Linked DNA regions of Homo sapiens: region 2 is linked to region 1. A link is a loop called in an ENCODE intact Hi-C map of the cell type or tissue named here. Cell type or tissue: body of pancreas. All regions are shown on one strand. Each heading gives the region's core, and the rest is flanking DNA. Links, peaks and the distances in the headings are about the cores only. Region 1 has its middle 23 kb from the start of LINC00398. Region 2 has its middle 37 kb from the start of LINC00545.

Evidence for each region. A loop is a pair of places that touch in the nucleus more often than their neighbours do. Peaks named below come from ENCODE experiments on the same cell type or tissue, not always from the same donor. Only the 100,000 strongest peaks of a DNase experiment are listed, where the experiment ranks them.
Region 2: it touches region 1 in a loop (2.5-fold over the local background); 1 of 110 quality-filtered maps calls a loop at or near these places.

The regions. Positions count from the first base shown.
Region 1 is chr13:30,778,841-30,781,744 of GRCh38, forward strand. No RefSeq gene overlaps it. Among named protein-coding and RNA genes, the nearest start is that of LINC00398, 23 kb to the right of the region's middle. In body of pancreas, for the core only: no CTCF peak of the experiment used is centred there; a DNase peak (open chromatin) is centred at 1,671.
Region 2 is chr13:30,843,640-30,846,543 of GRCh38, forward strand. No RefSeq gene overlaps it. Among named protein-coding and RNA genes, the nearest start is that of LINC00545, 37 kb to the right of the region's middle. In body of pancreas, for the core only: no CTCF peak of the experiment used is centred there; no DNase peak of the experiment used is centred there.

The DNA of each region.
Region 1 (2,904 bases), core at 242-2,741:
TGATCACTCTTTCATCTTAGAAACACTTTCTTTGCTTGGCTTCTTTCTTTCTTTCTATGCCATCCTCTGGTGCTAGCTCCTTTCTGCTATGGTTTGACCCCATTAAAACTATGTTGAAATTTGATCCCTAATGTGGCAATGTTGGGAAAGGGGGCTAGTGAAAGGCCTGTGGATCCCTCATAAATACCTTGGTGCCATTCACTTGTTCACTCTGTAATGAGTGAGTTCTCACTCTCAGTAGACTTCATTAGTTTTCATGAGAGTGGGGTGTTAAAAAGTGAGGACATCTTTGGGTTTTGTTCCTTCACACACGTCTGCTTCTCTTTTGATGCTCTGCCATGCTGTGACACAGCATGAAAGTCCTCGCTAGAAACTGAGCCGAGGCAGGCACCAAGCTTCTTGTGCTTTCCAGCCTGTAGAACTATGAGCTAAACACACCCCTTTTCTTTAGATGTTATCCAGCCTCAGGTATTCTGTTACGGCAACACAAAAGAGACTAAGACAGAAAATTGGTACCGAGGAGTAGGATGTTGCTACACAGATATCTGAAAATGTGAAGTGGCTTTGCAACTGGGTCATGAGCAGAGGCTGGAAGAGTTCGAAGAAGCAGCTAGAAAAATACTATATTGCTATGAATTAAGCATTAAGGATGATTCTGGCGAGGGCTCAAAAAAATACAAAAAGATGAAGGAAAGTTTGGAAATTGTTAGAGATTTGTTAAGAGGTGGTAGCCAGAATGCTGATAGAAATATGGATAGTAAAGGTCATTCTTATGAACTCTTAGATGGAAATTAAGAACTTACTGGGAGCTGGAGTAAAAGGCATCCTTGTTATGCCATTGCAAAAAACTTGGCTACACTGTGTCCATGCCCTAGGACTCTGTGGAAAGCTGAACTTAAGAGTGATGGAATAGCATATCTGGTGGAAGAAATTTCTAAGCAGCAAAGTGCGTGGGCTGCTGAGTGCTTGCTTCTAACTGCTTACAGTGAATTACTAGAAAAAGGGAAACAGAGCAGAAAAAATTGGAAAATTCACAGCCTGGCCAAAATTCTGGTAGAGAATGAAAGAGCCCAAAGGTGAGGTGAGGCAGAGAAACCCCTTGCTAGAGAGATTAGCGTGGATAAACGGAAGCCAGGTGCTAAAAGAACAATGGGAAAAAGCAATGGGAAAAAGGTCCCCAACGCATTTCAAAGATCTTTAAGGTCGCCTCTTCCATCACAGACCCAGAGGTCTAAGTCTAAGATGACAGGTTGGTTTAGGGGAACAAGCCCAGGATGCTGTGTCTCTGTGCTGCCTGGGGACACTGGTCCCCACATTCTGGATGCTCCAGCCTTGGTTCATGTGGCCCCAGGTTTGACTCATGCCACTGCTCTGTAGAGAGCAAGCCCTGAGCCTTAGCAGCTTCCATGCGGCACTAATTCTACAGACATACAGAATGAAAGAGCAGTGGAGACGTGGCAGCTTCCTCCTAGATATTAGAGGATGTATCAGAAAGCCTGGGAGCCCAGACAGAAAATTGACACAGGGGCAGAGCCACTACAGGGAGTGCCTACCAAGGTTGGTGGAGCTATAAAGGCAGGGCTGCCCTCAAGACCCCAGAATTGTAGAGCTACTAGCAGCATGTAGTGCCTGCCTGGGAAAGCTACAGGTGTCTGATTTCAAGCCCTGGAGCACCCACATGGGCTCTGCCCAGCAAAACCATGGGGATGGGGCTGCTCAAGGTCTTGGGAGCCTACCCCTTTCACCAGTGTGCCTAGGAGGCAGCACCTGGAGCTTTAAGATTTAATGTTCGGTCTACTGGGCTTTGAACTTGTGTGGGACTTGTCATTCTTTTAGTTTGTCTGATTTTTTCCCCTTTGGAATGGGAATGTTTATCTTGGAAGTAAAAAACTTGTTTTTGATTTTACAGGCTCAGAGTTGGAAGGAGCTTGCCTTGAGTCTCAGATGAGACTTTGGACTTTAGACATTCTAGTTGATGCCGGAACAAGTTAAGACTTTTGGAGACTATTGGGAAGGGATAATTGTATTTTACAATGAGGAGGGCATAAGTTTTGTGGGGCCAGAGGTGGAATAATATGGTTTGGATATGGTTTGTTTATCCCCACCAGATCTCATATTGAAATTTGATCTCCACTGTGGCTGTGTTGGGAGTTGGGGTCTGGTGGGAGGTGTTTGGGTCATGGGAGGTGGATCCCTCATGAATGGCTTAGTACTGTTCTCAAGGTAGTGATTGAATTCCCACTCTTGGATTAGTTCTCTTGGGAATAGATTGTTTCCCTTTGAGGGTGGGTTGTTACAAAGTGAGGACACCTCTAAGTTTTGCCCCTTTCCTTTGACCTTCCACTGTTTCATGAGGAGCAGATGTTAGCACCATGCTCCTTGAACTTCCCAGCCTGTAGAACCATGAGCTATATAAATCTCTCTTTTTTTTTTTTTTCATTTTAAGTTCTTTTTTTTTTAATTATACTTTAAGTTTTAGGGTACATGTGCACAATGTGCAGGTTAATTACATATGTATACATGTGCCATGCTGGTGTGCTGCACCCATTAACTCATCATTTAGCGTTAGGTATATCTCCTAATGCTATCCCTCCCCCTTCCCCCCATCCCACAACAGTCCCCAGAGTGTGATGTTCCCCTTCCTGTGTCCATGTGTTCTCATTGTTCATTTCCCACCTATGAGTGAGAACATGCAGTGTTTGGTTTTTTGTCCCTGTGATAGTTTACTGAGAATGATGATTTCCAATTTCATCCATGTCCCTACAAAGGACATGAACTCATCATTTTTTATGGCTGCATAGTATTCCATAGTGTATATGTGCCACATTTTCTTAATCCAGTCTATCATTGTTGGACATTTGGATTGGTTCCAAGTCTTTGCTATTGTGAATAGTGCCGCAGTAA
Region 2 (2,904 bases), core at 271-2,770, 65 kb after region 1:
GTGTATGTGGTGTGTGTGTATGTGGTGTGCGTGTATGTGGTGTGTATGTGGTGTGTGTTTGTATGTGGTGTGTATGTGGTGTGTGTCAGGGGTGTGTGTATGTCGTGTGTGTGTATGTGGTGCGTGGCTCTGTGGTGTGTGTGCATATGGTGTGTGTCTATGTGGTGTGCTTATATGTGGTGTGTATGTTGTGTGCGTGTGTGTTGTGTATGTGGAGTGTGTGTGTGTCTGTGGTGTAGTGTCTGTGGTGTGTGTATGTGGTGTGTGTGTCTGTGGTATGTATGTGGTGTGTGTAGGTGTGTATGTGGTGTGTGTGTCTGTGGTGTGTGTGTATGTGGTGTGTGTGTGTGTCTGTGGTGTGTTTTTGTGGTGTGTATGTGGTGTGTCTGTGGTGTGTGTGTCTGTGATGTGTGTGTCTGTGGTGTGTGTCTGTGGTGTGTGTGTGGGTGTGTGGGTGTGGGTGTGGTGTGGGTGTGTGGGTGTGGGTGTGGTGTGGGTGTGGGTGTGGTGTGTGGGTGTGGGTGTGGGTGTGTGGGTGTGGGTGTGGGTGTGGGTGTGGTGTGGGTGTGGTGTGTGTGGGTGTGGTGTGTGGGTGTGGTGTGGGTGTGGGTGTGGTGTGTGGGTGTGGGTGTGGTGTGTGGGTGTGGTGTGTGTGGGTGTGGTGTGTGTGTGGGTGTGTGTGGGTGTGGTGTGGGTGTGGGTGTGGTGTGTGTCTGTGGTGTGTACATGGTGTGTGTGTGTGCGTGTGGTGTGTGTATGTGGTGTGTGTGTGTCTGGTGTGTGTGTGGTTTGTGTATGTGATGTGTGTGTGTCTGTGGTGTGTGTGTATGTGGTGTGCGTGTATGTGGTGTGTATGTGCTGCGTGTGTTTGTGGTGTGTATGTGGTGTGTTTGTATGTTGTGTGTGTGTGTGGTGTGCGTGTCTGTGGTGTGTATGTGGTGTGTGTATGTGGTGTGCGTGTATGTGGTGTGTATGTGGTGTGTGTGTGTATGTGGGGTATGTGTATGTGATGTGTATGTTGTGTGTGTGTATGTGGTGTGTGTGTATGTGGTGCGTGTATGTGGTGTGTGTGTATGTGGTGTGCATGTATGTAGTGTGTATGTGGTGTGTGTATATGGTGTGTGTGTATGTGGTGTGTATCTGGTGTGTGTGTATCTGGTGTGTGTGTATGTGGTGTGTTCATGTGGTGTGTGTGTGCATGTGGTGTGTGTGCGCATGTGGTGTGTGTGTGCATGTGGTGTGTGTGCGCATGTGGTGTGTATGTGGTGTGTGTGTGTGTCTGTGGTGTGTGTGCATGTGGTGTGTATGTGGTGTGTGTATGTATGTGGTGTGTGTGTATGTGGTGTGTGTGTGTGTGCATGTGGTGTGTGTGTATGTGTGTTGAGGGTGAGAGGTCTAGGGTTCAGTTTTGTACAGTGCAGCGAGAGATCCCTGTGAAGCACCCCAGTGGGAATGTCAGGGGGGCAGCTGAGTGAGATGCCTGACTCTCAGGGGTATTAACATTAGATGAACAAATGCTTCACTGTTGCACTTACAGAGAAGGAGACTCTAATGGGACACCCTGGGCTGTCTTCCCACTCACCCACAGTCCTTTCTCCAAGTACAAATGGTACTGCTTATTTTAAAATATAGCATATTAACAGGAAATTGGAGCCACAATAAAGCCAACAGATCAGAAGATGATTGCCATTGAGAAGATAGTTGTGGCTGCACACAGTGGCTTACGCCTATAATTCCAGCACTTTGGGAGGCCGAGGCAGGAGGATTGCTGAGGCCAGGAGTTTGAGACCAGCCTGGGCAACATAGGGAGACACTGTCTGTACAAAAAATTTAAAATGAAAAAAAGTAGCCAGGCACGATGGTGTGCGCCTGTAGTTCCAGCTACTCAGGAGGCTTGAGGCGGGAGGATCACTGTTACCCAGGAGTTCAAGAATGCAGTGAGCTATGGTTGTGACACTGCACTCCAGCCTGGGCAACAGGGCAAGATCCTGCCTCTAAACAAATTAAAAAAGAAGAAGAAGAAGAAGAGATAGTTTGTTACTCACAGTTCCTAAGAGAAGAAGGCACACCCTGCATGGGGTGCCACGTGGGGAAGCACTGGGTTGGGGGCAGAGGAAGAGGGAGGCAGGGTGGACAGGGCTGGGATTGGCTAGTTTGAACCCTTTCAGTGGGCTCTGGGGCGTAGGGACTGTCCCTAGCCGTCTGATCCCTGGCCCTAGGGTCATTAGGGGAGGTGGATAGTGGCTCAGAGCAGGAAAGCCAAATAGAGGAAGTGGTTTGGGTATGAACTCTGGATTGGTTTGTTTACATTTTAAAAGCATCCTCCTGCGTGAGTTGTTTACTATCTTCAGGAGTTGGCGGAACTGAATTTGACCAGCATGACTCTAGAGGTCAAAGCATCAGAAAATAAAGGATATAATGTCCTGCCACACTGTGTAACAGAGGCCCACACTGTGCGCCTAAGCCCCCAACAATGTTGAGAGGTTTAATGACTTTTTTTGTTTGTTTTGGAGACAGGGTCTCACTCTGTTGCCCAGGGTGGAGTGCAGTGGTGTGATCATAGCTCACTGCAACCTCAAACTCCTGGGCTCCAACGATTCCTCTGCCTCAGCCTCCTGAGTAGCTGGGAATACAGGCATGCGCCACTACGCCCAGCAAATTTTATTTTTTGTAAAGACGGGGTCTCATTTTGTTGCCTCAGCTAGTCTCAACTCCTGGCCTCAAGTGACCCTCCTGCCTCAGCCTCCCAAAGTGCTGTGATTATAGGCATGAGCTACTATGCCCGGCCTTAATGACATTTTTAAAAGCATTTGTAAATGATGTTGAAAGTTATTCCAACACACTTACCACATAACACATTTGTTAGTCATCTGCTCTTAGTGATACATGTAACAATAGGATGTA